Regions from separate parts of the Homo sapiens genome. Here region 1 is linked to region 2. A link is a loop called in an ENCODE intact Hi-C map of the cell type or tissue named here. Cell type or tissue: sigmoid colon. All regions are shown on one strand. Links, peaks and the distances in the headings refer to the core of each region. The heading gives the core; the rest is flanking DNA. Region 1 has its middle 220 kb from the start of SORL1-AS1. Region 2 has its middle 290 kb from the start of SORL1-AS1.

Region 1 (16,010 bases), core at 3,516-11,515, 69 kb before region 2:
AAGTCAGGGTGACGGTAATTACCTGAATCCCTGGATGCTCTCTTTGTACAATGTTCTGACATCCTGGAAAAGAGCCTACCTCAGTCAGTTCATCTCAGCCCAGATAGTGCCTATTCTTGAACTCTCCCTGCTCTAAAAGAATTTCAGTGTTTTTCCTTTTTGAGGGTGGGTGACCTTGGATTGACGGCATCTTGGTTCAGAGCATGACCTCAGAATGGAGAGCTTTCTCCAGCTGAACTGACGAAATTTGCCTCCTCTTAACCCTCTTAGCTTTTTTCTTAAACTCCAGTCAGTAGAGAAACTCCAAAATTTACCCTTCTTCTGAATTGAGTTGCTTTTATTCTATAGATATTTTAATCTTTCCCTCTGTGTCAACTTTGATGACCCTGACAGTGAAGGTGAGCATGATACCGAGATTTCTGAGTGTCGTCTTCTCATCAGGTGCTCAGATAAGAGCTCCTATGCTAGGTCCTTTGGACAACAGAGAAAACCAATGAAGGGTGTGCATTCTAGGTAAATAGTCAAAATAAGATGCTTGAAGGTGGATTGGATTATATAAACTATCTCATATGCCCCAGATGCTTGTGACAGCCACCAACAGGTAAGTGCATGTGAGCATTCTAGGGGACAGGGGATTTTATTTAAAAGCCCAAAGGAAAATGTTCATGTCTTTTTATTTCCAAGAACTTCCCATTGTATCTTATTTAATCTTTACTAGAATAATCCTACAGGGAAAGGAAGGAGAGTGGAATAGCTTGCTCCTCCTCACCTTTTACCTTTTTATAGATGGCAACTGAGATGTAGAAGGAATGAGCTATCCATTAGGTAGATCTGGGACTTGAACCTGGGTCTTCAGATTCCCACCACAGGGAGAAGTTCTTTGAGGGTGGGAGGCATCATATGTATTACCTGGCTCATCCATCTTGGATGAAGATGGTAGAAAGCTGCACTGTGAACAGGGCTTCAACTCGATATCCACCCATCTGGTGGATATCAGAATCTCCAGAGTGGGCAAAGGAGGAAAAAAAAAATCTAGTGTTTTTCAGAAAAATATATTCATTATACATTCCTGCTTAGAAAATGAATGTTTATAATATAAACTATCTAGCAAAATTCTAGCAAAATCTTGACTAATATGGTATGGGTAAAAAAAAATACTGAAAACCAGTTTGATCTTTTTTGTCCTCTATGTCCACCAAAGAGTTGTCGTCTCTGGAGCTGGAACAGCTACCTCACTGCATGGCCATCATCCCACTATACCCTGATAGAGTGTGGAGCCAGAAGTAGCTCCAGAGGAATCAGCTATCATCAGAGCCTTTACTACCAATTTGTAGTCTCAGTTGGAGTTGACTTCTGGTGAACTGGTGGACTGAGGCTGACCCATTAATCAACAGGTCTTACTAAGCACATGTCCAGTACTATGCTAGGTGCTTTGGACAACAGAGAAAACCCACGAAGGGTGTGCATTCTAGGTAAGGAGTCAAAACAAAATGCTTAAAGTTGGACTGAACTACCTAAACGATTAGACAGGTTCATAAAAAAGAGTAATTCTGGGCCAAGCATGGTGGCTCATGCCATGCACTTTGATAGGCCGAGGCGGGCAGATTGACTGAGATCAGGAGTTTGAGACCAGTCTGGCCAACACGATGAAAACCCGTCTCTACTAAAAATGCAAAAAAATTAGCCGGATGTGGTGGCGTGCACCTGTAATCTCAGCTACTCAGGAGGCTGAGACAGGGGAATTGTTTGAACCAGGGAGGTGGAGGTTGCAGTGAGCTGAGATTGTGCCACTGCACTCCAGCCTGGGTGACAGAGCAAGACTCCATCTCAAAAAAAAAAAAAAAAAAGGTAGTTCTGTATATGATGTATTTGGCATTTGAATATTAAATACTTGCTATGTGCTAAATTTCCTATATCAGGTGTCGAAAATGTAGGGTGTCAAAATAGGCAGGATAAGCTAAGCTGTGCTGAAGTAACAGCAGTCCCCAGATTTTAAAGCTTTAACACAACAAAGGGTTAATTTTGCTCAGATAATACATCCAACAAGGGTGTAAGGAATTGTCTGCTCCACATAGTCACTCAGGGACCCATACAGATGGGAGCTCCCCATATTGTGGCTGAACTTTAATATAGCATACATGAAATATTTGATGAACACTAACAGTTTCTGTGACACGTGGGAGTGGATATAAAGATAGATATAGTCCCTACCCTCAATTCCTGTTCAAAACTATGACACAAAACAGATGGTGCTAAGCACCATCAGAGAGATACAGATAAAGTGCTGAGTTAGTTGAGAGACTGGACAGATTGGTGGGACTGAATCCAGGACAGGATTTTGGAGAACATGGCATTACAGCCTGAAGGATTGGTAGGTTTTGATAGAGTCTTTGAACAAAGGCATGCTGGTAGAAAAGCAACATAGAACAGCAAATAGTTTGCTTGAGGGCAGGATCTGAGATGAGGAGGAAGGATATGAAGGACAATGATAACTGAGTGCCAAGTATGTGCTAGGCCCGGTTTTAAGTGCTTCACGTATAGTAACTCATTTAGTCATCTCAATAGTCCTTTGTCGAAACTGGGGCCCAAAGATTTTAAGTATTATTTAAGTTAATTTGCCCAAGTCCAGAGTAGTACTATAAGGCAGAGCTAAGCTTGTCCCTGAGGCCATCTGACTCCAGAGTGGGTGCTGTTACAGGTAAGGTCCAGATTCCAGAGGGCAATGAACACCAGCCTAAGGCACCCGAACATTTACTCTGAAGGCAGGGTGCACCATGGAAGGCTTCAAAGGAGGAGAGTGACATGATCAGATTCGTAATTAAATCATAAATGGCCCAGGTCCCTAAAGTGTGAAGACATGGGAGAAGAGGAGAAGGGGACTTGAGCTGGATTCTGAGTGATGGGGATGCTATGATCATATCAGAGAGAAATAAAGGACTTTCCAGGCAAGGGACAAGCCCGCTGAGGAGGTAGAAGAAATACATGTGGATTGGAGCAAGATAGTGAGATTTGTTTGACTACGTTGGGCGTAGGTTTCATAGAATGGGGACAGGTAGGGCAAAGCAACGTGGTAAGGGATTTTAAAGTCACACTAAGGAGTTCGGTTTGATTGAGTCAGAGGGAAAGAGACATGGACCACTTTGAAGACACAGCCAAGAAATGTGTTAAGAGGTGTCTCCTTGCCCTTCACTGTCCCCAGCCTGAGCCTAGTCACGGCCCCAACACACCTGGCATTTCAAAGCCTGGGGCATTTTCAAAGCAAACCCGAAAGGCTCATTGCCATTCTTTCAAAAGATCGCCTCTTTTCTACAAGCAATAAAATAATTAAAGTCAGGTTGTTGTATTTTCTTTTTTTAAATTTTTACAAAGGCCATTACAAAGGTGTGAAATATTAGACACTTACGCATCTGTGAATAAGATTGTAGGCTAAAGCGTGTGAGTTCCCGTCTCAGCTAATGAACCAGAATATGGTTTTAATTTTTGAACTGCAAAAATGTTCTGCCTTTTTTTGTCGTCCCTGCAGAAGACTTCATATTTTAATAATTCAGTGCAGCCTAATTACTTTAATTAATCACCTTCTTTTCAAAGATGTCAGTGGGCTTCGTTATTTTCTTGTTACGGTGCATACTATTGGGAGTTTTAGGGAATTTAAAAAATATATATGTAATAACCAAGGTTAACTCTTTCATGAACTTGGAAATGTGTATGCTTTTCCTTAGAGTTCTCTGTCATTCACAAATGGTGGACGAGGTTATGCCCATAAACTGCTTTCTCCTCCGTCCCTTTCACTCCCCATGACTGGTTAACAAAATCATCTCTAGTCATGCTATGCCTTAAAAACTGTTGTCTGGAGACAAAAGTAAAATGCTATTTAGAGCAAGTCAATATTTTTGCATCTTTCTGAGTCATGATGAATATACTGGGAATGACAATAGCTTTTATTGTACAATCAATATAATTTGCTTCCCTTGCAGGAAAACATAATTAGCTTATAGGTCACGCAGTGGCAATGAAAATGTGCTCATTTCTAAAGTCTGTTCGTGGGTGGAGGGTCCTTTCTGATCCAAGTGGGAGGTGTTCCTTTCTCCTTTCTGGTTCCTGACCCAGGTTGATCGGGTGTCACTAAGCAGCTCTCTTAACTTGTGGGGCCCTTGTTAATTTCTTGCACCCAGGAATGACAACGCTTTTATGCAGTTAATAATACATAAGTTGGATATTTGGAGGCTTCAAGTTAGAGCCTGGCTTTGAATACAATCCCTTTTGCTTAAATGACAGAGCTCTAGTATTGCTTCTTCAACTGGTCTGATAGTCTTTTTTGTCTTTTTTTTTTTTTTTTTTTTTCCATGAAAGGGAGAGCTCAGATCTTATGATTTTCACACATTTTCCTCAGTAAATATAGAAAGGTTCCTAATTAATAAATAACTCATTAATACATTGAGATATAGGGAAAGAGACGCCTTGCCACCTTCCTTCTTCTTTCCGGGGACCTGTTTGTCCCCCTTGGTGGCTGCTCAGCTCCCCACTCCCCAGTGGAGGCTGCCTGCAACCTCATTCCTGTACAGTTTACCCTCCCTGGCACCAGGCTCTGAAGGCTCTGCTTAGTTTGGGTGAGACAGCTTTGTTAAGCAGTCTGAGTTAAAAACAAATGAAAAAGCTGCAGAGAGACCTCCCATTTGGGGCTCAGGGTGAATGCTTTTATTTTAAAATGCTGACTGTCTGAAATCAGATTTCTTCAACCCGGACTTTGGCTTTGAACTGAGGCACACAAGCTACCTGTCACCTGAAGAGTGCAATTAAGCTCTGTACTTGGAGCTATGTTTTCTATCAATGCTGAGGGGTGGACATGAACAGTGCGTGGGATTCGTTTGGCTGAAAGAACAAGACAGGCCTATTAAAAACAATTCCCTTTTTGTTTCATTTCTTCCCGTTTTCTGCCCACACCCCACCCTCCTTTTTCCCAAATCGCCAACAACCTGAGAAGTCACAGAAATCAGCAAGAAATAAATCAATAATCAGATCAATTCCTGGATGATCATCATAAATCAATAATCAGATCAATTCCTGGATGCTATGGATTCAATAAAGGCTTGTGAATGAAAACCTTCCTAGTCCTTGTGAGTCTCCTAAAATGTTTCTATTGCAATCAGAGATGTTAATTGGTTGAAACTGCCTGTGGTCTTAGGAAGTGCTCCGATTACAAAAAGAAATCCTTTTATGTTGCTGGACTCCAGCCACAAAATCTCTGATGTTAGGAATCTGGCAGAGGTTGAGCCCCCTCCAGGGTGTAAATAAACTGGCCAGGTCTATAACCCAATAGAAGTCAATTTATTATGTGTGTGTGTTTCAAGTCACTCAGCCCAAACCCTGCCCATGTATTAAAGAAAAGATGTGGGTTACAGCCGGAGCCCAGACAATGGAATATAGCAACGGAGGCCCCGCAATGATTGTCAAGTCTACACAGTCAATGGAGGAGATGAGGGGGACCTGTGGAGATCGATATTTCTCTTCCTGCCCAGATTTGCAAGGCTCTGCCTAGAATCAAGCAGCTAAGCATGACTGGCACACAGAACTGCTTACTTTGCTAGCTGGGAGGCTGAAACGCAAACGGCTTAAGTGGGGGAACGTTTTATAGCCTCCGTCTGGAAGTCCCAGTGACATTCTCTGCTGCACTGATAACACATGAGCCCACATGCTTGTTATCAGAACTAGAGGTTTCGCTGGGCCACATCTTGCCCTGACTCAGTGAAATGCTTAGGGCAGCGTATTGGGAGGCGGCTCAGAAGCGTTGGGCAGGGAACACGTTGGGCCCCTCGTTTCCACACACAGAGCAGTTTCACTTACATTGTAAAAGGTTGTTTGGGGTTCACCTAATCTCGAGGCTGGAGGAAGCATCCCAGTGCCCCTCCACCCTCATCCCTGCCTCCAGCTCTAGTATACTTGTATTCCCCAAACGGTGTGTGGCAGCATGGCGAGGGTGTGAAATGTACCCGGCCTCGTTTGCATACCTCTCCAGACTGCCAGTAACAGTGAGCTATTAGTGAAACCCAGGACAGTCTGAACAAAGCTGCCTCTTAATTGCTCATTCTCAGCCTTGGTCCATCGAGCACCACTACCCACCTACACCTTAAAAAAATAGACCAACGAAACCTCCCATAAATTTACAATACCCCACTTTAACATAGAAAACGCAATAATAGTCCAGCCGGGAGAGTCTTTTTTTTTTTCCTTTTGGTGGCTTTTTTCCCCCCTCCATCCCCTTCATTCCCATTGGTTTCTGCCAAGTCCCAAAGAACCAATGGGATCCCTCTTCTTCATTCATGTCCTAGCAACAAGCTCTGTTCCAATCTTTCTCTGCCAAACTAACACCTGAAAAATTACATCATGAATAATGGCAAAAGCAGCAAGGGCCAGAGAAGGGCTTTTTTTTTTTTTCATCTGTCTGCTTCAGAGTTCATTTAAGGTGTTTTAGTCTAGATTCTTAAAGTGACAATGTCTTAGATTTTTGCTGATCTTTTTCAACACATTGGTTAACATAAGCAATATAAAATGAACAGTAATTGAATGCAGCAAAAGGCCTTTAGGTGAAGTGAGGGAAACACATTTTGTTAAGGGTGTTCCCTATATGTTCCTTTCAACAGTCTTCATTTAGGGAAGCCCCTGAAGTGGAGAAGTAGATTGTTCATATGGTATAGTCTTTGAGAAAGGACTAAAATACTGCAAACCACACAAGCCGCCCACCCACTCTCCCATACAAAAATGCACCCCTTCCTGGTGGCTTCTCTCACTCAAGTTAACTATACCCAAGGCCCTTTCTATTCCTACTTTGGAATAAAGAATCCATTCTGTTAAGGGGGTCCTGGAGCCAAGGAAGGAATTGCCTTGTGAATTTGCAAAAGGTGTGGGGTTGTTGGGGTAAAGAGCCACAGGGTGGGGGTGCCGGGAGCACGTGTGTGTCTGTGCACGTGCAGGGCTGCTAATGCAGACAGGCAGCTGGGGAAATGCAAGAACAACGAGATCCAGATGACCAGGGAGGGAGGGGGTTGGTAGAGAAATCAGAAAGGGGAGCTAAGGTGATAAGGAGTGGGTGCGGGGGAGGGAAGGAGGCCAGGAGAGGAAAACAACTGCACAGGCAGACTTGTTCTGTCCAAACGGGCAAAGTTTCTAATGCAAATGTCCACTTCTAGGCATTTCTCAAGACCCAGATGCTGATTTGACACTTCCGGCTTCCCCACCCCACCCAGTCTAGTGCAGACAGGGAGCAGAAACTCAGACACAAAGAACTGCAGCCTGTGCAGGCAGCAAGCGGGAGAAGGGTGGGTGCTCAGCACCTGCCAGGCATCCACGGGCACTGTGCATTGCCTGCCCAGCACCCTGGCCCCTCAGTGCTAGGCACCGGCACCTATGCACACTGGCTTCCTGGTTTCCTTGTAAGCATGTGTGAAGTGCTGGCGGCATGAGCTGGGAAAGGGCCCCTGAGGCCTTCTCGGGTGCCTGGGACACAGAAAATAGATCTATTTGGTGTCTGGCCCTGACCGGAGTTTGCAGCTTGCTTCAGCCATGCCTTGGCAGTAGAGTGGTTAGAGGTGCTGGCAGACAGTCACAGTCAGCCTGAGTTCTTGTGAAACTTCATGACTATATAAGGCCTGGGAAGGAAAGAGAATGATGCCAACCTAAGGGATGGGATAGTGAAAGAATGGGGAGAGTGCAGGGAAGGCCACTTTTGGTGCAGAGCTAGAGATATTCCCCTTTATCCACCCACAGCAGGTTGCAGTGACAGTGAATTTTCCTGCAGAAATTGTGCCATCAATTGCGTGATAAAGGAGGAATCCCGAAGTGGGTAGGTGGACGGGGTGCTGCACCAGGTTCCTGCAGGAGTAGATGCTCTTTCTCTGGTGACTTGCTTGACAGTGGCCTCCCCTTCTGGTCAGAGTCAGCTGGCTTCAACGTGGGCCAGGAAGAAGACCCTGAAGTCCGAAGTCTCAAATATCTTTGATGAGTATCACATCCCATGGTACAGAAGACTTAGGTCACCTAGCCTGAGGGGCAGTTTTGGAGAAAGAGATGGCCAGGTAGGCTAGGCCAGTGAAAAGGCAAGAGGAGCAAGGAGTACTGGCTCAGAAGTCAGGAGTCTTGTATTCATCCTGGCTCTGGCAGAGAGATCTTAGATGAGTGTGATCCCTTTTCCTACGCAATGCCACTGTTGTGATGACATGAGATCATTCTCATAAAGAGCTTAGAGTAGTGCCAGGGTATACAGTAAGCACTCAATCATGTTAGACATTGCCATCACTACCCTCCCACTCACCTTCTGCATGGTTCTGGAACCTTGAGTTAGAAGGGATGCCATCCCCAGCTGCACCCTCTTGGTTTTTGCAGTATAACATTTTTCTGTTTTTCTTCCCACTTCCTGGGCACTCCTTCTCATTGTTCTTTGTGGACCCTGCTCTTTCTGGCCTGGCACTTAAGGACTGGTTCTCCTCTGGGCTCTGTTACAGGATCTACTCTTCTCTCCTTACAGCTCTGTTTCTGTGACCTCATCCTCCCAAAGGTTTTGCTCTATTCTGATGGGTGCCATCTCCATACTTCCAGCCTGGATGTCCCAAACTTCAGGACACCATGTGGAGTAATCTGGACTTTTTCCTATCAGCATCCTCTAGGTACGTGAGGTTGAATATGTTCCTCATCTTTGCCTCAAAATCCCCTGAGTGCCTCTTTACCTTCATATAGAATGGAGATGCTTCCATTCAGTGTTGCCCAAGGAAGAGAGCTGGCTGTTATCCTTGACACCTCCTTGTCTCTCATCCTCCAAATCTAATCCCTCACTAACTGTCCTTTTTACCTCCTAGCTATTTTTCAAATGCATCCACTTCCTCCCTCTCCACTGCCATCGGCCTAGCAGAAGTTGCCAATTCTCTCACCCAGACTGTTTGGTTAATACTCTTGCTCCTGCGTAGGACCCCTGGCTGGCTTTTCATGGTTCTCAGGACATGGCTTGGATATGACTTCCTGCCTTTTGCACTTCATCTTGCTTTGTTGTTCTTAGAGTTCCAACCACACTGATCTTCCTATACTTCCTTCAAAATGCTTCCCTCTCCCACACAGGGACTTTGCAAATGCAAAATGCATCCCCTCCCCCAATTGGATGAAGTCATACCTACTCATCCTTAAGCGTCTAACTGGATGGTCATTTTCTCAAGGAGGCTTCCCCTGCTCTCCTGGGCTAGGCCAGGTCCCTTTGTATGTGGTCCCATAGAATTGTTCAGCTTCTTTCACCTTGAAATCATACATTCTACTTGTTCAATTAATGTCTGCTTCCCCTATAAGACGGTAATACCATGAGAATAGAAACCTCATTCTTTTCTTCATCATTATTGTCTTAAATATCTACCACAACATGGATGCTTAAAGAACATTTGTTGGATAAACAAATAAAAGAAACTCTCACAACTAAGTGCCACCAGTAAATCTAATAAGTAGGATTTCTTGCCATATGAAAACGTGGAACAGGGCAAGGTCAAGAACAAAGCCCCGTACTTTTAATCCATTTTATAGAATCTTTTTTTGATTATTGAAAGTCAATATTATTGAGGTATAATTTACATAAAAATCACATAGATTAAAATGAACCCATTTAAAGTGCACATTTTGATGAGTTTTGACCAACACATGCACCCCTGCAAGCATCGCCACAGTCAAGACGGAACATTTCTGCCATCTACCATGTCGCGTTGTGTGCATTTTTCACCCCTTCCTGGATCCAGGCAACCACAGCTCTGTCTTCTGTCTCTATTGATTAGTACAGTATTGCCTGTTCTAGAGTTTCACATAAGTGGAATCATACATTATGTACTATTTGTATCCAGCCATTTTTACTCAGCATAATGTTTGTGAGACTCGCTCATGAGGTAGCATATATAAGTAATTTGTTCTTTTTATTTCTAAAGAATACTCCACTGTGTAAATTTGTCACAATGTGTTTATGCACTCCCCTCTCGATGGACATTTGGGTTATGTCCAGTTTTTGGCTATCGTGATTAACTCAGTCTCAAATATTCCTGTATGAGTCCTTGTGAGTCTGTGTGTCCTTGTGTATGAGTCCATTCATTTCACTTCCCTTGAGTAAATGCCTAAGCGAGGAATTTTTACGTCATAAGGTAAGTGTATGCTTAACTGTATAAGCAACTGCCAGTTTTCCAAAGTAGTTGTCAGATTTTACCCTCCTGTCAGCAGTGTATGAGAGTGCACCTTGCATTGCCTGTCTAGCACCCTGAACCCTGAGTCCTAGGCACCAATACGTATGCACTCTGGCTTCCTGGTTTCTTTGTAAGCAGGTGCAAAGTGCTGGCGGCATGAGCTGGGAAAGGGCCCTTGAAGCCTTCTCCCATGCCTTGCTGGAGATGCAGTAAACAGATCTATTCGGTGTCTAGCCCTCACCTGGAGTTTGCAGCTCATCTCTGCCATGCCTTGGCTGAGAGTCCCAGTTGTTCTACATACTTGCCAACATTTGGTATTGTGTGCGGTGATAATTTATTGGGCAATTAATTTTTATTTCCATGATTACTAATGAGGTTGAGCTTCTCTCTCTTCTCTCCCTATGTGTGTGTGTGTATATATATATATATATATATAATGTCATTGTTGTTTTGTTTTGTTTTTCTTTCCACCTGATTTGTAGCTTTTCTTTTTATTTTCTTAATAGTATTAAAGATCAGAACAGCCATATTTAATTTTGATGGAGCTTAATTGATTATTTTTTCTTATATGATTAATGCTTTACTTGCCTTTATTATGGAATCATTGCCTACCCTGAGATTGATAACATTTTCTACTGTTTCTTTCTTGAAGTTTTGTAGTTGTAACTTTTAAGTTGAATTTAGTGACGGACTTTGAGCTACTTTTTTGTATGTGATGTGAAATAAAAGCCAAGATTTAAGTTTTTCTTCACAAACATCTGGTTATTCTAACACAGTTTTTTGAAAAGACTGCTTTTTCCCCCATTGAATTACCTTGGCAGTTCAACTGTTTGAATGAACTGACCAAAGGGTTGAAAAATCAACTGACCAGATATGAGTGTGGGTCTGTTTCTGGACCCTATATACTCTCCATTGATTTGTATGCCTGACCTCACACCAATGTGTGAGCACAAACCTCACTGGTTAGTGTCATTTCCTAGTAAATATAAAATCAGACAGCATAAATTCTCCAACTTTGTTCTTTATACAAAATTATATTATACATTATGGATTTTTTATTTCCCTATAAATATTAGAACCAGCTGTCAAATTCTACAAAAAAAAACTTTTATAATTTTGCTCAAAATTATATGGATCCTGGCTGGGTGCAGTGGCTCATGCCTGTAATCCCAGCACTTTGGGAGGCCAAGGCAGGTGGATCACCCAAGGTCAGAAGTTTGAGACCAGCCTGGCCAACAGGGTGAAACCCCATCTCTACTAAAAATACAAAAATTAGCCAGGCGTGGTGGTGCACACCTGTAATCTCAGCTGCTCGGGAGGCTGAGGCAGGAGAATCACTTGAGCCCTTGAGCCCAGGAGGAGGAAGTTGCAGTGAGCCGAGATTGTGCCATTGCACTTCAGCCTGGACAATAGAGTGAAGCTCCATCTCAAAATAAATAAATAAATAAATAAATAAATAATTATACGGATCCTATAGATCAATTTGGGAGAGTGATAACATTTAGTCTTTCAATCCATGAACATGGCATATCTTGGCTTTCTTCTCCAATTTCTCTCAACAATGTTTTTGCTTTGCCATTGTCAGTGTGCAGGTCTTGAAAAGATTTTTATACTTATCCCTTATTATATCATGTTTTTGAATGCTATGGCAAATTATATTGCTTTTAAATATTATTTTTTATTTTGTGTATAGAAATATAACTGACTCTTTCCTAACATCCTCTGACCTAGCATCCTCTATTGTGTGTTGACCTAGCATCCTCTGATATTCCAAATTTACTTAGTTTCAACGACTTCTTAGGTTCCTTAGAATTTTCTCCGTACGTGATATTGCCTCTAAATAATAGCAGTTTCACGCCTTTCTTTCCAACAACTATCTTTTTATATCTTTTTCTTTTCTCATTTCGCTGGCTGGAACCTCCAGTACAAAGTTGACTAAAAGTAGTGAGAGCTTATATTTTTGCCTTGTTACAAACCTTAGGGGGAAAGAGTTTAGTGTTCAGCATTAAGTATGATGTTAACTGTAGGTTTTCATAGACATCCTTTACCAGGTTGAAGAAAGTTTGCTTCTAGTCTCAGTTTACTGAGAGTTTTTATCATGAATGAATGTTGAATTTTGTCAAGTGCTTTTTCTGCATCTATAGAGATGATCATGTAATTTTCTCCTTTATTTTGTGGCAAAATTTTATGGCAAATTTCAGTGGCTGATTTTCAAATGTTAAATCAGTATTACATTCTTGGTATAAATCCTGTTTGGTTATGATGCATTATGATTTTTATACATTGCTGAATTTAATTAGCGAATATTTTGCTAACACTTTTGTGTTTATATTTATGAAGGATATTAGTTTGAATTTTTTTCTTGTAATTTTATTATTTGGTTTGGGTATCACATTATTACTGTCCTATAAAATGAGTTGGCAAATGTTTCCCCTTTTTTGTTTTCTAAAAAATATTCTGTGAAAAAAGTATTATTTTTTCCTTGTAAGTTTCAACTAACTGACTACGGAAACCATCTGAGGTGGGAGTTTGCTTTTTGGGAAAGTTTTACATTTTTGAAAAGAATGTCTTTAATTAAATTCACTTAAATATATTTTATATTCATACACTTACCATTTTGATGCTCTTCATTTCTTTGTGTAGATCGCAGTTTCCATTTGATGTCATTTTCCTTCAGCCTAAACTTCTTTAATATTTTTGTATGCAGATAGGCTGATGACAGATTCTTTTAGCTTTTGTTTTAAAAAAATGTCTTTATTTTGCCTCCATTTTTGAGACAGATTTTCAATGGATATAGAATTCTGGATTGACCATTTTCTTTCAGCACTTTAAAAGTGTCATTCAATTTCCTTCAGGCTTACTTTTTTTTTTTGGAAAGTCTGCAGTCAGTATTATTTTGCTTCTTTGTATATATTTTTTCTCTAAGTGCTTTTGCAATTTTCTCTTTATCTTTGATTTATACAGTTTCACTCTGGTGTGTCCAATTATTTTTATTCTACATGCTCTTTGTCGAGTGTCTTGGATCTCTGGATTTATAATTTTCATCAAATTTGGTAAATTTGTAACCATTATTTATTTAAATAATATTTTATGTTTGTCCTTCTAGGACTCAAATTACACACATGCTAGACTGCTTCCTCTTGTCTTGAAAGTCACTGATGTTATGTTCATTTTTTTTCTAATTCTTTTTTTCTTTCCTCTGCTTCAATTTGGATAATTTCTATTGCCTTGCCTAAAAGAACTTCAGGCAAGTTCTTAAAACAGAACTGGTCTTTTTTACTGCAATGTCTAGTCTGCTTTAGGTAAGTCTATTTAGTAAATTTTTTATTTCAGATATAATATTTTTCAGCTCTGGAAGTTCCATTTTGATTTTTTTTCATATTTTTAATTTATACTTTTATATTCTCTCTTAAATCATTAAACTTGTTTATATTAGCCATTTAAAAGTTGTTGTCTGCTACTTTCATAATTTCTATCTGTTCTGTCACTGTTCTTATTGCCTGTTTTTTTTTTTTTTTAAACTGACTATGGGTTCCATATCTAACCATTTCTGGTGTAGGGTGTCCATTGGGTGTTGTACATTGTGAAAGCTACATTGTTGAGTGTCTTGGATTTTGTTGTTTTCCTTTAAAGACCGGTGAATTTTGTTTTGGCAGACTATTAAGTTACTTGTGGATCACACTGACTGTGTTGAGATTTGTGTAAAAATTTTTAAAACTTGGGTCTAGAATAGTCTTTACCCTCACGGTAGTTTTATCTTATTACTGCTAAGGTGTGGTTCTTCTGTAGTCTCTGCTAAATGCCCTGAGGTTCTATGAACTCTCTTCATGCTGGCTGGCTGGAGCTTAACTATCTTCCAGCCCATGTGAGCTCTGGAAATTGTTTAGTTTACCACTCCCCAATATTTGTTGTTTTCCTGGCCTCATAGAGCTTCTGTCTGAAAATATGCAGCTTAATACTTAATAAAAGACTCAATGCAAATTTCTGGAGCTCTTTTCCTGTGTAGAATTCCTGCTCTGTTGTATTCTATTTCATAAATTCCAGCTGCCCCTGCCTGCTCAAACTCTGATTTCTGCCTCCTCAATTCAGCAAGAATGCTGTGCTTTGCTTGGGCTCCTTTCCTGTCTGCTGTGGCCTTGAAAATGCTTCCAGACAGAATGCCCATCCTCTTCTATAGCTCATCTAGTTTGCATCTCTTTTCTCAGAGATCGCAGTCCAGCATTGCCTATTTTCTAATGTTTGAAAATAATTGTTTTTTTTTGTCCAGTTTTTAAGTTATTTACTATAGGAGGGCAAACCTGGTACCAGTTACTCCATCATGGCCATTGATACAGGTTTAATCAGCTTACATAACAGAATTTTCATTTTGTCTGTATTTCTTTAAAGAAATCACCAGAAGAGTACAAAACCAACAAAAAATATATATGACCTCTGTATGATCACATTAATTCACTTGTCTGATAAGCCTTTTCAAACAGAAATAAGATTAGTGGATTTGACTTATTCATAATGAACCCATGCTGGCCTATAGGGATCACATCTCTTTCTCTTCGTAAGTCAGACATTTAATGACGTTTTAAGGATTTTTCCAGAGAATGTAATGTTTACCATTAAGCAGGTTTTGGAATATGCTTTTTAGAAATATGAAAATATTTATCTGTTTTTGGTCTTTGGCATAATATTTATAAATAACATTTATTTGCTTATGAAGTGCTTACTGTGTGCCTGGAAGCAGGCTACATGTTTTATATACCTTATCTTTTTGAGTCATCATAATACTGTGAGTTTTGAATCATTACAATAATATGAGTTCTTCTATTATCCTCACTTAATAGTTGAAGAAATTGAGAATTCGAGATATAAAATAACATGCTTCAGGCCACATAACCAGAAAGAGATGGAGCTGAAATTTGAATCAAAGAAGTTTGATTAGAAAATACCAGTTGAACCACTGGGCTATCCTTAACATCACCTGTCTTGAGCTTCGTGATTTCTCAGAATTTTCTTTTAACCAAAAAACTGAACTCTTTTTTTGTTTCTAAATATCATTTGAAGTACCCAAGGAATGCCGAATATGAACAAATATGGGGTCCTTCAGCGTCCTTTTTTTTTTTTTTTTTTTTTTTTTGAGACGGAGTCTCACTCTGTTGCCCGGTGTGGAGTGCAGTGACGCAATCCCGGCTCACTGCAACCTCCACCTCCCAGGTTCAAGCAATTCTCCAGCCTCAGCCTCCGAGTAGCTGGGATTACAAATGTGCACCACCACGTCTGGCTAGTTTTTTGTAGTTTTAGTAGAGATGGGGTTTCACCATGTTGGCCAGGCTGATCTGTTCAGTGTACATTGAGTATGTTTTACTGATTCATTTAATCTCTTTCTATTCTTAGGGCATTCCAGGCAAATGGAATAATATGAAAAACAGCAAAAGAAGCATGAAGCTGCAGAACTTATTAGTTCAAATGCAATATGGGGATGTTTTGTAGCAACATCACATGGATGTTGAGAGGGTTGAAAGGAAGGAAACACATTTTACTACATAAGGGACTAGTAATGAGAATGTATGTTTAAAGTTCATAGATATATTTGGTACAACCATGACTACAACACCTGAATAAATTTAATTAATGCTTTTCCTGTGAAGAACATATAGTACTTGAGTATATCATAAAATACTATTGTTAGTGGTTTCAGGAGGGAGAATCATTCACCAAACAAGACAGACAAGAAAATCATGAGGATAAGAGCTGGACAAGTGTGATGTGTTGTTGGTAGAGGACACCCAAAGGAGGGAGAGATCAGACTCACTTGTTTATTTAAAG
Region 2 (16,010 bases), core at 3,738-11,737:
CCATCCACTGAATTTTTATTTTAAAACATTTATATTTGTTTGTTTCTTAAAATAAATAAATTTTTAATGTGGTAAAAGACACATGACATAAAATTGACCATCTTAAGCATTTTTAACTGTATAGTTCAGTGGTATTAGGTACATTCATATTTTTGTGCAACTGTCACCAGCACCCATCTCTAGCACTCTTTTCATCTTGCAAAACTAAAACTCCATACCCATTGGGCAATAATTACTCATTCTCCCCTCCACTAACCCCTGCAAACCGTTATTCTATTTTCTGTCTCAATGAATTTAGCTGCTCTAGGGACTTTATATAAATGGAATCCTACAGTATTTGTCTTTTTTTTGGGTGTGTGACTAGCTTATTTTTCTTAGGATAATATCCTCAAGGTTTATCCCTGTTGTAGCTTATGTCAGATTTTCTTTCCTTTTTTTTTTTTTTTTTACATAGTCTCGCTCTGTCACCAGGTTGGAGTGCAGTGGTGTGATCTCGACTCACCGCAACCTCCGCTTCCCAGGTTCATGTGATTCTCCTGCCTCAGCCTCCTGAGTAGCTGGGACTACAGGCATGTGCCACCATGCCCAGCTAATTTTTGTATTTTTAGTAGAGATGGGGTTTCACCAGGTTGGCCAGGATGGTCTTGATCTCTTGACTTTGTGTTCCACCTGCCTTGGCCTCCCAAAGTGCTGGGATTACAGGCGTGAGCCACCATGCCAGGCCCAGATTGTCCTTCCTTTTTAAGACAGAATAATATTCTGTTATATGTATATACCATATTTTGTTTATTCATTCATCCATTGATGGACACTTGGGTTGCTTCACTGTTTTAGCTATTGTGAATCATGTTGCTATGAACATGGATGTACAAATCTCTTCAAGACCCTGCTTTCAATTTTTTTGGGTATATATACTCAGAAGTGGAATAGCTAAATTATATAGCAATTTTGTTTTTAATATTTCAGGAATATCTATACTGTTTTCCATAATGGCTGTACCAATTTACATTCCCACCCACAGTGTACAGTGGTTCCCTTTTATCCACATTCTCTCCAACACTTATTTTCTATTTTTTCAATAGTAGCCATCCTAATGGGTATGAGGTAGTATCTGTGGTTATTTTGATTTGTATTTTCCTGATGATTAGTGATGTTGAGCATCATTTCATGTGCTTACTGGCCATTTGTATATCTTTGGAGAAATGTCTATTCAAGTTCTTTTCTCATTTTTTTAAATTATTATTATACTTTAAGTTTTAGGGTACATGTGCACAACGTGCAGGTTTGTTACATATGTATACATGTGCCATGTTGGTGTGCTGCACCCATTAACTCGTCATTTAGCATTAGGTATATCTCCTAATGCTATCCCTCCCCCCTCCCCCCACCCCACAACAGTACCCGGTGTGTGATGTTCCCCTTCCTGTGTCCATGTGTTCTCATTGTTCAATTCCCACCTATAAGTGAGAACATGCGAACATTTCTCATTTTTAAATTGCTTTTTTGTTGTGGTTTTTGAGTTTTAGGAATTCTCTGTATATTGTGGATACTGATCCCTTATATGATTTCCAAATTCCTCCCATTCTGTGTGTTGCCTTTTTATTGTTAGTAGTGTTCATTGATGCACAAGTTTTTAATTTTTATGAAATACAATGTCTTTTTTTATTATCTGTGTCATTGGTGTCATACCCAAGAAGCCATTATCAAATAGAATGTTGCAAAGCTTTTGTCCTAGGTTCTCTCCTAAGAGTTTTATAGTTTTAGTTCATTCATTTTTAGTTAATTTTTGTATATGGTGTTAGGTAAGGGTCCAACTTTATTCTCTTGCATGCTTACATTCATTTGTTGAAAAGACTGTCCTTTCCTCATTGAAAGGCGTTAGCACCCCTGTTGAAAATAATTTGACCCAATATATGAGGGTTTATTTCTGGGCTCCAAATTCTGTTTCATTGGTCTATACATCTGTCTTTATGCTAGTACCACACTATTTTATTACGGTAGTTTGTCTTGAGTTTTGAAATCTGAATGTTTGAGTCTTCCAATTTTGTTCTTTTTTAAGATTGTTTTAGCTATTTGGGGTCACTTGAGATTCCACATGAATTTTAGGATGGGCTTTTCTGCTTCTGCAAACATGTTGTTGGGCTTTTGATAAGGGTTACATTTAATTTGTTGATCACTTTGGGTAATATTGACAACTTAAATAACATTATGTCTTCCAAACCATGAACATGGGATATCTTTCCACTTATTTGTGTCTTTTAAAATTTCTTTCAGCAATGTTTTACAGTTTCCATTGTATAAGTCTTTCACCTCCTTGGTTAAGGTAATCCTTAAACACTTTATTCTTTTGGTGCTTTTGTAAATGGAATTATTTTCTTAATTTTCCTTTTAGATTGTTCATTGTTAGTCTGTAAAAATGCACAGTCTTTTTTTGTGTTGGTTTGGTATCCTGCTACTTTGCTGAATTTGTTTTTTAGTTCTAACCTTTTTTTTGTGGAATCTTTAGTATTTTCTATACATAAGATCATATTATTCACAAATAAAGGTAATTTTACATATTTTCCAATTTGGATGGCTTTATTTTTCTTGCCTAATTGCTCTAGCTAGAACTTCCAGTACTTTATTGAATAGGATTGGCAAAAGTGTGTATCTTTGTCTTGTTCCTAATCTTAGAGGAAAAGCTTTCAGTTTTGTTTTCCGTTGATCATGATGTTTGCTGTTAATTTTTCATTTATATTATAGCTTTTATTATGTTGAGGAAGTTTTCTGCTGTTCCTAGTTTGATTCTTACCATGAAGAGGTGTTGAATTTCATCAGATGCTATTCTGCATTAATTGAGACGGTCATGTGGTATTTGCTCCACTTGTTTTTTTCTTCATTCTGTTAATGTGAATTACACTGATCAACTTTTATATGTTGAGTCTTGCATTCCAGGAAGAAATCATGATGTATACTGTTTTTAACATGCTGCTAAACTCAGTTGGCTAGTATTTTGTTGAATAGTTTTGCACCAATTTTCATTAGGCATAGTGATCTATAGTTTTTTTTGTTTGTTTGTTTTTCGTAGTATCTTTATCTGGCTCTGGCATCAAGGCAGTGCTAGCCTGATGTAACGAGTTAGGAAATATTCTCTCCTTTTAAATTATTTGGAAAACTTGGAGAAGGATTGATGTTAGCTCTTTAAATGTTTGGTAGCATTCACTACTAAAGTAGTCAGGTCTAGGGCTTTTTGTTGTTGGGAGTTCTTTGATTACCAGTGGAATCTCCTTACTAGTTATGTCTGTTCAGTATTTCTATTTCTCTAGGATTTAGTCTTGGTAGGTTTTGTGTTTCTAGAAATTTGTCCATTTTATTTCGATTATCCAATTTGCTGGCATACAACTATTTTTATAGTATTGGTAGTAATGTCCTCACTTTAATTTCTGATTTCAGTAATTTGAGTCTTTTTTTTTTTTTGAAATGGAGTCTCCCTCTGTTGCCCAGGCTGAAGAGCAGTGGCATGATCTTGGCTCACCGCGACCTCAGCCTCCCAGATTCAAGCAATTCTCCTGCCTCAGCCTCCCAGGTAGCTGGGACTACAGGTACGTGCCACCATGCCTGGCCAATTTTTTTGTATTTTTAGTAGAGACAGGGTTTCACTATGTTGGCCAGGCTGGTCTTGAATTCCTGACCTCGTGATCCACCTGCCTTGGCCTCCCAAAGTGCTGGGATTACAAGCATGAGCCACTGCGCCCGGCCCAGTCTTCCTTTTTCTTAAGTCAATATAGCTACACAGGCATGGTGGCTCACACCTGTAATCCCAACACTTAGGAAGGCAGAGGCAGGAGGATAGCTTGAGCCCAGGAGTTTGAGACCTACCTGGGCAATATAGCGAGACCCCATACTCCACAAAACAGAAAAAAAAGACAAAAAGAAAGAGATAAAGTCAATATAGCTAAAAATTGGTCAATTTTGTTTATCTTTTTAAGAGACCAACTTTTGGTTTTGTTGATTTTCTCTATTGTTTTTCTCTTTCTTATTTATTTATTTCTGCTCTAATCTTTGTTATTTTATTCCTTTGATGGCTTTGAGTTTAATTTTCTTTTCTTGTTCTGGTTCCTTACCTTGTAAAGTTAGGTTGTTGATTTGAGATGTTTCTTCCTTTTTAATATAAGTGTTAATGGTTATAGGTAACTCCCTTAGGACTGCTTTCACTGTGTTTTTAAGCTTTGATATGTTGTGTTGTGTTGTGTTTTCATTTTCATTTGTCCCAAGATATTTTTTAATTTCCCTTGTGATTTATTTGATCCACTGGTTGTTTAAGACTATGTTGTGTAATTTCCACAAATGTGTCCATTTTTCAATTTTTGGTCTATTATTGATTTCTGGCTTCATCCTATTGTGGTTGGAGAAGATACTTTGTAAGATAACTGTCTTTTAAAATCTACTGACACTTAACTTTGGACCTAACATATGCCCCATTCTGGAGAATGCAATGTGCACTTGAGAGGAAGGTATGTGCTGTCATTGGTGGTCAGGGTATTCTGTATATGTTTGTTAGATTTGGTTGGTTGATTTTATTGCTTAAGTCTTCTGTTTCCTTACTTATCTTCTGTCTGGTTGTTATATCCATTACTGAGAACAGATTATTAAAGCCTCCAACTATCATTGTACTATTACTCTCTTCGATTCTGTCAATTTTTAGTTCATATATTTTGATGGTGTGTTATTATATGTGAAAATGCTTATAATTGTTGTATCTTCTTGATGCATTGAATCTTTTATTAATATATGACATTCTTGTTTTTCTCCTGTAATTTAAAAAAAAATTTTAATTCTATTTTGTCTGGCATTAATAGCCACTCTTCTCTTTTTGTTACTATTTGCATAGAATATCTTCTTCTGTTCTTTCACTTTCAACCTATTTGTTTCTGGATTTAAAGTGAATATCTAGTAGGTAGCATAGTTGAATCATATTTGTTTTCTTTTTAATCTGTGGATTTTTTATTTGTTTGCTTTTTTTTTTGTTTGTTTGTTTGTGTTTGAGACAAGATCTCACTCTGTTGCTCAGGCTGGCGTCCAGTGATACAATCACAGCTCCCTGCAACCTCTGCCTCCTGGGCTCAAGTGATCCTCCCACCTCAGACTACCAAGCAGTTCTGACTACAAGCACAGACCACCTCACATGGCTAATTTATAAATATTTTGTAGAGATAGGGTTTTATCATGTTGCCCAGGCTGGTAATCTTTGTTTTTTTAGTTGAAGATATTAATCCATTTATATTTAAGTTTTAATTTTAATTAATTTATTTTCAGTCCTAAAATTTCCATTTAGTTATTTAGTTATTTTATACATCTTCTATTTCTCTGCTGAGGCTTTAAAAAAATGTGCTTTAAGTGTGTTTGTTACCAGGTGTGGTAGCTCATGCCTGTAATCCCAGCACTTTTGGAGGCTGAGGCGAGCAAATCACGAGGTCAGGAGATCGAGACCATCCTGGCTAACACGGTGAAACCCTGTCTCTACTAAAAATACAAAAAAAATTAGCTGGGTGTGGTGGTGCGTGCCTGTAGTCCCAGCTACTCAGGAGGCTGAGACAGGAAAATTGCTTGAACACAGAAGGCGGAGGTTGCAGTGAGCCAAGGTTGCACCACTGCACTCCAGCCTGGGAGACAGAGTGACATTCCATCTCAAAAAAAAAAAAAAAAGGTGTGTTTGTTATTGTTTTTTGAAGCATTTTTCTCATTTCTTTTTAAAAACCTTTGTCATATAATTCTAAGTCTAGGCTTCCCATTGGCCTTTGCTGGCATGAGTGGGATGGGGTCACAGTAGGTTCTGTGCCTTTTGGTGGGAGTAGAGTGGTTATTATCTAAAAAAGCTTTCTATCTTCCTAGGCCACTCCTTTCTTGGTCCTTTGGATAGGGAGGCTATTTTTAATCTGTGCCCATTGGTATTTCTGGTTGCTGGCTGCTTCAGCTCTACATATGGGATATATGAAGAAAAAGAGAATGCAAGAAACTTGACATTGTGCTGTTTTGGGGAGCCCTGAGGTCCCCAGGTGGTCTACCATTTTCTCTCCATCTGTGTTTGTTTTACATATATTCTGTCCAGTGCTTTTAGTTATACTTAGCAGGAAGAATATGGAAAGTTATGCCCTCTTCATCTTCCTGGAAGCAGAATTATATCCATATATTACATTTATAATAAGAAAAACATACATATTTTAAGGAAACAAAACAAAATGACTTAAATTACAGCTAGAGTCATTTGAGTAAATCAAGACGTGCTTGTCTGATTCAATACAGAGATAATAAAATTGGTGGCCATGGTAGTGAGTAATGATTAAAAATAATAGCCACTTGTTATTGAGCACATGCTATGTGGTTTTTACATATTCTCCATTTGTATTATTCCTTACAGAAAACCTGGGAGGCCAGCATTGTTCACATTTAACAGTGAAGTAAACTGAGAAACAAACAGAAAATTTCCCAATATTATACTACTAATGAGTGAAACAGCAGGGGCTCAAATCCTAGCCTGTCTTAAACCAAAACCCATGCTATTAATCCCTGTGTTTCACTGCCTCTGTAGACTGTCTTTTAGAAGATGGAAGACTGGAGGTACTTAGGTGACATCCTGTGGAGAACAGGAAATGTTTGATGTGACAGCAGTCTCCATTATCTCTGGTTTTGTAGAAAGCACTTAGGGCCTCCTTGAAGGGAACTATTTTTTGCCTACATTACCAAAGGCATTTCTACGGAACTTTTCATTTTATATGATTCCTTAAAACAACCTTGAGATGTAGGTGGAAGCCAGACTCACTGTGAAACAGATGGGGAATCTGTAGCCCAGCAAGGTCAAGTGACTTGTCTAAGACCATATGGCATTTAGTGCTGGAAGGAGACCTGGAAAGCAGGAGCTGGTACGCTTTCCACCAGCTCCCAGGGCTGCGTTCAGCTTGGGCTGTGTACCGTCACTTGGTTCTTACCAAGCAGAGTTCTTTCTAGTTTAGACAGGGCCTGCTGCAGTTAAATCAGGGCCTCTCCTCCAGCAGCCTCCTGGCTTGCACCAATTTGCAGACTGTATCTGATGGAAACCTTATGTGGAACAAAAAAACAAACCTGAAAAGCCAGGCCCATCTCAGTATCTCCATCCGCTGGATAAACATCTCCAAGACAGACGCACAGAGAGGTCAGACTCCCTTTGCCAAGTTTTTAACCTAAAGTTTGGAAGCAGCTTGCATTTTCCATAGAGCAGTAAACTATTTTCATTCCTTTTACAATGAATGACTCCTTATGGGGTGATAATTTACTTTTAACCTCTTTCAGGACCTGATGATTTTGCCTTCTTGCCTGAAAAGAGTTGTGGGTTAAAAGAAAAGTCCCATTTCTTGAAGTTTTCTTCTTTCCTATCTTTCCTTTTCCCCCTTTTGAAAGCCTGCTATGTTTGTTTCAGAGCTTTGGGAGTCTTTGGAGCCTTGCCTCTTTATTTGGAGAGAACTTGGCTCCTTCGTGTTGCCCCCATTCCTCTGCTGAATCTAATCTGACTGTTCTATTTATAATTCTTGAACAAGATGAATCTAGTCTTTGTGTTTCTTTCTGAGCAACAGCGTCCCCTCCCTAGGACTTGAGCCAGTTAACCTCTGTAAGAATCTCTTTAATTTCTCTGCAAATTGCCAGAAAGCCGGCAGCTGAAACCCTATCAGGTCCTGGATCATATCAGACCTGCTTTAAACTGGCACCCTCCTCCATCCTCCAATCTCCTGGGAGCTGATTTAGGAACAGGGCCGTGCAGAGAAATTCCCAGCAGCACTTTGGTGACGCCAGCGCAGTCTGGGAAGTCTGACAGGGAGGGGCCCACTTTCTGGAGGACGGGGAGGCTCTGAGATAGAAACCGTGCCCACTTCGAAGCATGTGTTGGTTCCTCCCAGATCCCTCAAGGTTTATGTATACATTATGTGCTATTTATCCTTAAACCTAGACTCATCATATTATTTTTCCTGGAGACCATCTAGCCGAAACCTCCTGTTTTATAGAGAAAAAATATGGAAACTAAAAGAGTCATACAGCTAGTTTGTCTAAGAGTTAATACTGTAATATAGGTTTCCTACCTTATCCATACCTTCATGAGCTTGTGAAGGCATTATTTTGATTCCGTGGACATGAAACCACTCCAATTAAGTGCATTCTTTTTATATGTTCCCTTTCTTCTACTTCCTTTCTTTATTCCCTGTCTCCCATTCTCCATTGTTACCGAGTTCTCTCTCCTACACCCAGTACAGCTCTCTCTTTTTTGAGGGGTCTCACCAGCCTCACTGGGATGTTAACAACTAAGGTTTGAGAAAGAGATGAGTCTCAGCAGCCCAGGTCTAGAGTGGACAGATCAGTGAGTCCATGGAAACATCTAGAGCTATGAAGGAACTTTCTGAGGTCACACCGCAAGTTAGTGACCAGACCAGGATTAGAGCATGAGATTCTCTTTTTTTCTGTCTGCTGAGTTCTACTCTACTCAAAAGTTCTGCTGCCTCTGTGTGGTTCCCAATTCTGATCTGGGTCTGGCATGTCCATTTAGACAATCTTTTTTTGGTCAGGGTTCTCTCTGACCAACCTGACTTTTAACCTCACATTCATTTGTAATAGAAGAAAGTTAAATCATACCCTTAAATTCAACCACGTTTTAACCTCATTTGCCATGAGTGTCCCGTTAAGACTAAATAACAAAGGGCCAAAATATTTACTTTGAGCTCCATAACATAATTGGTCTTCTTTCCTGTCATGATAAGCTAAGGTGGCCTTACAAGTTTTCAAGGATCAGGAATCAGTGTGCCCCACTGAACACATATAAAAGTATATTTACCCTTTAATTTAAAGCTATTGAGACCCATTTGAATATAACACAAATGCTACTTTAAACCAAGCCCCAGCCAGCCACTAATCTGCTTTGGGTCTGTGGTTTTGCCTTTTCTAAAAGTGTCATATAAATGGTGGGATACAGTATGTTGTCTCTTGCGTCTGGTTTCTTTCATTTAGAATAGTGTTTTAGAGGCTCATCCAGGATATTAAATAAAACATTAGTTTCTTTTTATTGCTGAATGCTATTTCATTTTATGGCTGTACCATTATTTGTTTATCCACTCACCAGTTGACCATTTGGATTGTTTCCAGCTTTAAATTATTACAAATACTGTTGTTATGAACACTTGTGTACACATTTTTGGTTTGATATATATTTTGATGTTCCTTGGGTGGATATATAGAGTGAAATTGCTGAGTTGTATGTTAATTCCATGGTTAACTTTTTAAGAAACTGCCAAACATTTTTCAAAATGGTTGTACCATTTTTATCTCTACCAGGAGTGTATGTATTTTTAAAAGAATGACCACATAATTTGAATAGGCAATTCACTGAAATGGATACGAGTGGCTAATAAAAACATGAAAAGATGCCCAACATCATTAGTAGTCAATAAGAAAATGCAAATAAAATCCACAATGTGATAGCACAAAATACTCAGTAAAATTGCTATAATAAAAAAGATGAACAATACTAAGTGTTGGTGAGGATGAGAAATAACTGTTTCCCTAAGATATTTAGTCACTGATGTGTCTACTCAAGTCTTTAAGTTTTATCCTAGATTCCTGTGTCTACATAGCTTAATGGTCAGTCAATGGTTTGGGTAGAGACTGTGCTTGATTTGGGAAGGCTTTATTCTGTGATGATTGATCTGTGTGTGAGTTGGGAAACCATTTAGGCTTGCAAACAGTTCTGAAGTCTCCCTTGGCTTTTATCTCCAGACTGTCTTGGGTGTCCCTGGCACAAGTCTGTTTCCCAGTCTCAAAAGTATGTGTAAATAGAGTTTATTTTGGCCTTTCTATGGCTTTCTTGTTTCCAAGATCTCCCAATTAAATTTATGGCTGATCAACTATTGCAAATGAAGTTGCAATTTTAAATTAGCAAGCTACTGTGGGTTTTTTCTCCCCATTTATTGCTTATATAATTAACTATTTTTATCTGGAAAAGCCCTGGATTTTTGTTCCTCAAAACACCCCTCCAACCACTATGGTGGCTTGAGCTGGCTTCCTCTGGCAGCAAGACTTCTGGATTTTCAGCTTAGCCTAGCACCGGCAAAACCACAGTTCTCACCAACCAAACTGGGGCAAGGGATGAGGGCAGCTTCAAGCAAGAAGAGTAGAGACTCCTGCTGTTCTTATCCGAAGCTCTAGTCACGTCACAGGAATAAATGCTTCTCAACTAGTTGTCAATCTTTGATTGATTTCCAGAACCTTCACATGGTTGATTTTAACAATTTTGTCCAGTGTTATATTTATTTTTAATAAATAACTGACCCCCCCCCCCACATTTTTTTACAACCAAAAGTCCCTCCAGTTTTGTATTTTGGCATACAGAATACTTTAATTTTAATATAGGTAAATTAATTAATCTTTTCTTTTATGGTGCTATGGTTTGAATGTTTCTGTTCCCTCCAAAATTCATGTTAAAACTTAATCCCCAATGTAACATTATTGTGAGGTGTGGCCTTTGTGAGGAGACTGAGTCATGTGGGCTCCATCTTCATGAATAGGATTAGGTGCTTTTATAACAGGCCTTGACAAAGGAGTTTGCCCCTTTTGCCCTTCCGCTTTCTGCCACATGAGGACACAGTGTTCCTCCCTTTCAGAGGACACAGCATTCATGGTACCCTCTTGGAAGCAGAGAGCAGCCCTCAGCAGACAACTGAACCTGCCAGCACCTTGATCTTGGACTTTCCAGCCTGCAGTACTGTAAGAAATAAATTTGTGTGTTTTACAAACTCCCCAGTTTGTGATATTTTGTTATAGCAGCACAAAAGGATGAAGACAGAAATTGGTACCAGAGAAGTAGGATGTTACTATTACAAATACCTAAAACTGTGGAAACAGCTTTATAACTGGGTAATGGGTAGAGGCTGGAAGAGTCTTGAAGTAAACATGGAGTATTGCCATGAACAGAACATTAGGATGATTCTGGTGAAGGCTCAGAAGAGGAGGGTAGCTGTAAGGTAAGCCTCATTCTTCTCAGAGGTTACTCAAGTGGTCATGATCAGAATGCTGGTAGAACTATGCGCAGTAAAGCCCATTCTAATAAGGTCTTAAAAATGAAGAAAAGGCATTGGAAACTGGAAGAAAGGTCATCTTTGCTACAAAGCGGCAAAGAACTTGGCTGAATTACGTCCATGTTCTGGGACTTTGCAGAAAGCAGAACTGAAGAGTGATTAACCAGGATATTTGTGGAAGAAATCTCCAAGTGGCAAAGTGTTCAGAAAGCCACATGGTCTCTCTTAACTGCTTATAGTAAAATGCAAAAAGAGAGAAATGGTTTAAAGATGAGATTTATAATCAAAAGGGAAGCAGAATTGAAAGATTCAGAGAATTCATAACCTGTTCGTGTAAAGAATAAAAAGCATGTTTAGGAGAGAAAACCAAGGTTGTGACCAAATGACCTTTTGATAAGGAGATGAGTATGAATAGAAGGAAGCCAGGTGCTATTCATCCAGACAATAAGAGAATGACCTTAAAGGCATTTCAGAGATCTTTGAGGATGCCACATCTATCACATGCTCTGAGTGCCAGGGCTTTGAGGGCAAAGTGGTTTTCAGGGAGGGGCTCAGGGTGCTCAAAACCCACTGCCCAGGGTCACTCTAAGTCTCTACTCCTCGTATTCTAGCACCATGCACTCCTCAGTCACTCCAAATATGGCTTAGGTGGGCACAAATGCAGCTGGGATCATCGCTCTAGAAGGCGCTATAAACCTTGGTGGTGTCCATATGATACAAACTCTGCAAGCTCACCAAGTGCAAGAACTGTGGAGACATGACAACCTACAGCTAGACTTTTAAAGGATGTTTCAGACAGCCTTAGAGCCCAGGTTTTCTACAGGGACAGGCCCACCACTGATAGCCACCAACTTGAGCAATGCCTAATGGAGTTGTGGGAGCAGGACCACTCTGAGACCTCAATCTTGTAGAGCCACCAGCATGCAGTGCCAGCCTGGGAGAGCCACAAGCCCCTGACTCCAACCCCTGAGAGCTTCTGTGTGAGCTGCCTCCTGCAAAGCTGTGGGGGTAGGGCTGCCTGGGCCTTGGGGGCTCACCCCCTACCCCAGTATGTCTTGAAGGCGGGACATGGAGTTAAAGGAGATTATACTCAAGCCTTAAGATTTAATGTTGTTCACCTTGTTGGGTTTTGGAATTACTTGGGAACTGTTACTCCTTTCTTTTTTCCTATTTCTTCCTTTTGGAATGGGGACATATATCGTATACCTGTCTCACCATTGTATTTTGAAAGAATGTAACTTGTTTGATTTCACAGGCTCACAGTTAGAGGGAAATTTGCCTGAAGATAAATTGTATCTTGACTGTGACCCGTATGATGTTTAGAAGAGATTTTGAACTTAGGCTTTAGTGCTGATGTGGAATGAGTTAAGACTTTTTGCAGCTATTGGGATGAAATGAATGTATTTTCTGTGTGAGTAGAACATGAATTTTGGGGGGCTAGGGGTGGAATGCTATGGTTTGAATGCTTTCTTCCCCTCCAAAATGCATGTTAAAACTTAATTTCCACTGGACACAGTGGTATGTGCCTATAATCCCAACTACTCAGGAGGCTGAGGTGGGAGGATCACTTGAGGCCAGTAATTTGAGACCCACCTGGGCAATATGGTGAGACCCTGATATGGTTTGGCTGTGTCCCCACCCAAATCTCATCTTGTATTTTAGCTCCCACAATTCCTATGTGTTGTTGGAGGGACCTAGTGGGAGGTAATTGAATCATGGCGGTCGGTCTTTCCCATGCTGTTCTCATGATAGTAAATAAGTGTCATGAGATCTGATGGTTTTATAAAGAGGAGTTTTCCCGCACAAGCTCTCTCTTGCCTGCCACGATGTAAGACATGCCTTTTGCCTTCTGCCTGATTGTAGGCCTCCCCAGCCACGTGAAACTGTGAGTCCACTTAACCTCTTTTCTTTATAAATTACCCAGTCTCAGGTATGTCTTTATCAGCAGCGTAAAAATGCACTAATACAGATCCCATCTTAAAAAATAAAGAAACAACCAACACTTAATTCCCAGTGCAATAGTATTGGGAGATGTGGCCTTTGGGAGACTTGACTGAGGCATGAGAGCTGCACCCTCATGAATGGGATTCGGTGCCCCTATCAATGGGCTTGACATAGGGAGTTTGCCCCTTTTGGCCTCCCCCCTTCTGTTGTATGAGGACACAGTATTTCTTATATTCATGTGTACATGAATTCATGTACACAGCATTCACTTGTACTCAAGAGGACACAGTATTCAAGTTGCCATCTTGAAAGCAGAGACTGGGCTCTCAGATGCTGCCTTGATCTTGGACCTCTCAGCCTCCAGCACTGTGAGAATAAATGTATGTTCTTTACAAACAAACTAAGACAAAGATTTTATGCCTGGAGTCTTTTAGAAATTCTTCCCCATCTCAGAGTCATAAGTATATTCTTCTATAAGTACTTCCAAAAAGTTTGTTTATACTCATACCTCTTTGCAAATGGGTTTTAATGGATGTGAAATTAGGTAGAAATCCTTTTTTAAAAATTCTCATATGTATAAAAGTTATCCTAGCATCACTTATTGAATAGCCCATCCTTTCTCTACTTATTGGCAATGTTTCCTGTATTATATATGAAGGTTCTTCATATACACAGATCTGTTTTTCAGCTCTACAGCTTGTTGTTTTTTTGATTTGTCCATCCCTTTTGCAATCCCACAGTGTTGTCAGTCCTGAAGTCTTTTAAAGCAAGTCTTTTCCAAGACATTTTTTTTAGTTTTCCTTGGCTGTTCGCTCCTTTATACAATTGTAGAAACTGGCTTCTCAAGTTCCATGAAAAATTCAGTTAAAGTTTTGATTGAAATTTCTTTGATTTATTTAGATTAATTTGGGGAGAATGTACATATTTAAGATATTGAGTGTTCTTATCCATAAACTTGATACCTCTTTCCATTTGTTTAGATCTGTTTAATAATTTCAATTATATTTTATTATTTTCTCCTTAAAGATTTTGTACATTTTCTATGAGATTATTTGGTACTTTATATTGGGTATTGTAAGTACTATTTTTCAAATTACATCTTAACATTTTTGTTTAAATTATAAGGGAATGCAGTTCATTTTTGTGTATTTGTTCTACATCCAACAATCTTATTGAATGCTCTTATTAATTCTATTTTTCTGTAGATTATTTTATTTTATTGTTCACATAGAAAATCATATTCACTGCAAGCACTAACAGTTTTGTTTTTCTTTTCAACCTTCACACCTGCTATTTCTTTGACTTGTTCTAACTGTCATGCATAGGACCTCTATTGGTCTATATGGTCAGAAGTGTCAGTAGCAGAAATTTCTTTATCTTTTTTATAAGGCTTTTAACATTTGATCATTAAAAATTATGTCTGAGGGAAGTTTTTGGTAGAAGTACAAAGTTTCCTTCCATTTTTAGGCTGCTAAGTTTTTTCTTTTTAAATCACAAATGGGTGTTGAATTTTATCAATTTTCAATTTTTTTCCTGTGTTCATGAATCTATGGGTATTATCATATAGCTTTTTTCTTTAATCTGTTAATGTAATGAATTATATTAATCAAATTTCTAATGTTAAGCAATATATGAATTCCTAGTATAAACCCAACGTGATCATAATGTCTTTTTTTCTCATTGCTTGACTTGATTTTCTATTAATAATATTTTATTTAGCACGGCTTTATCTATGCTTAACAGCGAGTTTGGACTATAATTTTTTCCATACTATTGCCTGTTTCAACTTTCTCTCTTTCATTAAACAAACAAACAAAAAAAAACAACAACAAAAAGAGGGAAGAGAGAGAGAGACAGTCTCTCTATGTTGCCTAGGCTGGTCTCAAACTTCTGGGCTCAAATGATCCTTCTGCCTCAGCCTCTCAAGTAGCTAAGACTACAGGTATGAGCCATCATGCCAGACTCAACTTTCAATATAGTGATGTAAGTTTTGTTGGTTATTGAATGTGTTATCCTCTTCAAGATCTCTATTAGGATGCAATTGGTGAAAATGAGGCATAGGCAGAAGACAGTAAAAAGGAAAAGTGGAAGGAACTGAGTGAATATTCAGATTTAGGAAGCAAAAACTTGAAGATGAGTGCTATCACAAACTAAGTGGGGAAAGTGAGGATCAAGAGCTGTTTAAGTAAATATGGCTGGTAAAGAAAAAGTTAAGTTCTATTTAGATATGTGTTTGAGTTGCTGAGATAGCTAGTGGAAGTGTCCAGTAGACAGTTAGGATTTTGATTTAGAAATTAAGTAGTTGTGGCCAGAAATACTTCCACGGGAACCATCTGCTCACAATCAAAACTGTGTAGGTAGATGAGGTAATCATTGGAGATTAGTACATAGGAAAGAGAGTAGAGAATGAAGCCTTGGAAGGTGACCAGAATGAGAGAATGAAGGAGGATGGGAAAGCGAAGTTGTAAAGGAAAAGAGAGACAAAAACAAAGGTTACATTTTTCTGAGCTGGGACTCGAAATAAAAAGTGATAGCAGACAGGGTGTGGTACCACCTCATTTGGTTCACACATGGGAGAAAAGGAGAGCATTGCATTTCTCAAGAGATTTTAGGAGGAAACACTCTGAAAAACACTGCCCTTCAAGGCCCAGAAATATACATCCTATCCCCGGATCATAAACTGTCATATAGATCTATTGTCCATTGGCTTCAAGTTTATTTGCCTTTCTAGTTATTAATCCAATCTCATTAAAAATCAGTTTAAGTGTGACCCTTGAATTTAGACCAAATAAGTAATCAAACATAGGCTGTCTAATTTTCACCCCAAGTATCTATAGGTTAAGACATTTTAACCTTATCCTTTATACAATGGGTAGTATAGTCTATGTTGTATGTTGTCTCTTTTAAAAAAAAATTTTATGAGATGGGGACTCACTATGTTTTTCAGGCTAGTCTTGAACTCCTTGGCTCAAGGGATACTCCTGCCTCAGCCTCCCG

Evidence for each region. Peaks named below come from ENCODE experiments on the same cell type or tissue, not always from the same donor. Only the 100,000 strongest peaks of a DNase experiment are listed, where the experiment ranks them.
Region 1: it touches region 2 in a loop (3-fold over the local background); 5 of 110 quality-filtered maps call a loop at or near these places.

The regions. Positions count from the first base shown.
Region 1 is chr11:121,665,743-121,681,752 of GRCh38, forward strand. No RefSeq gene overlaps it. Among named protein-coding and RNA genes, the nearest start is that of SORL1-AS1, 220 kb to the left of the region's middle. RefSeq lists an enhancer at 6,712-7,212. In sigmoid colon, for the core only: no CTCF peak of the experiment used is centred there; DNase peaks (open chromatin) are centred at 6,961 and 7,579; H3K4me3 peaks cover 577 bases.
Region 2 is chr11:121,734,488-121,750,497 of GRCh38, forward strand. No RefSeq gene overlaps it. Among named protein-coding and RNA genes, the nearest start is that of SORL1-AS1, 290 kb to the left of the region's middle. In sigmoid colon, for the core only: no CTCF peak of the experiment used is centred there; DNase peaks (open chromatin) are centred at 7,014 and 7,704; H3K4me3 peaks cover 651 bases; H3K27ac peaks cover 587 bases.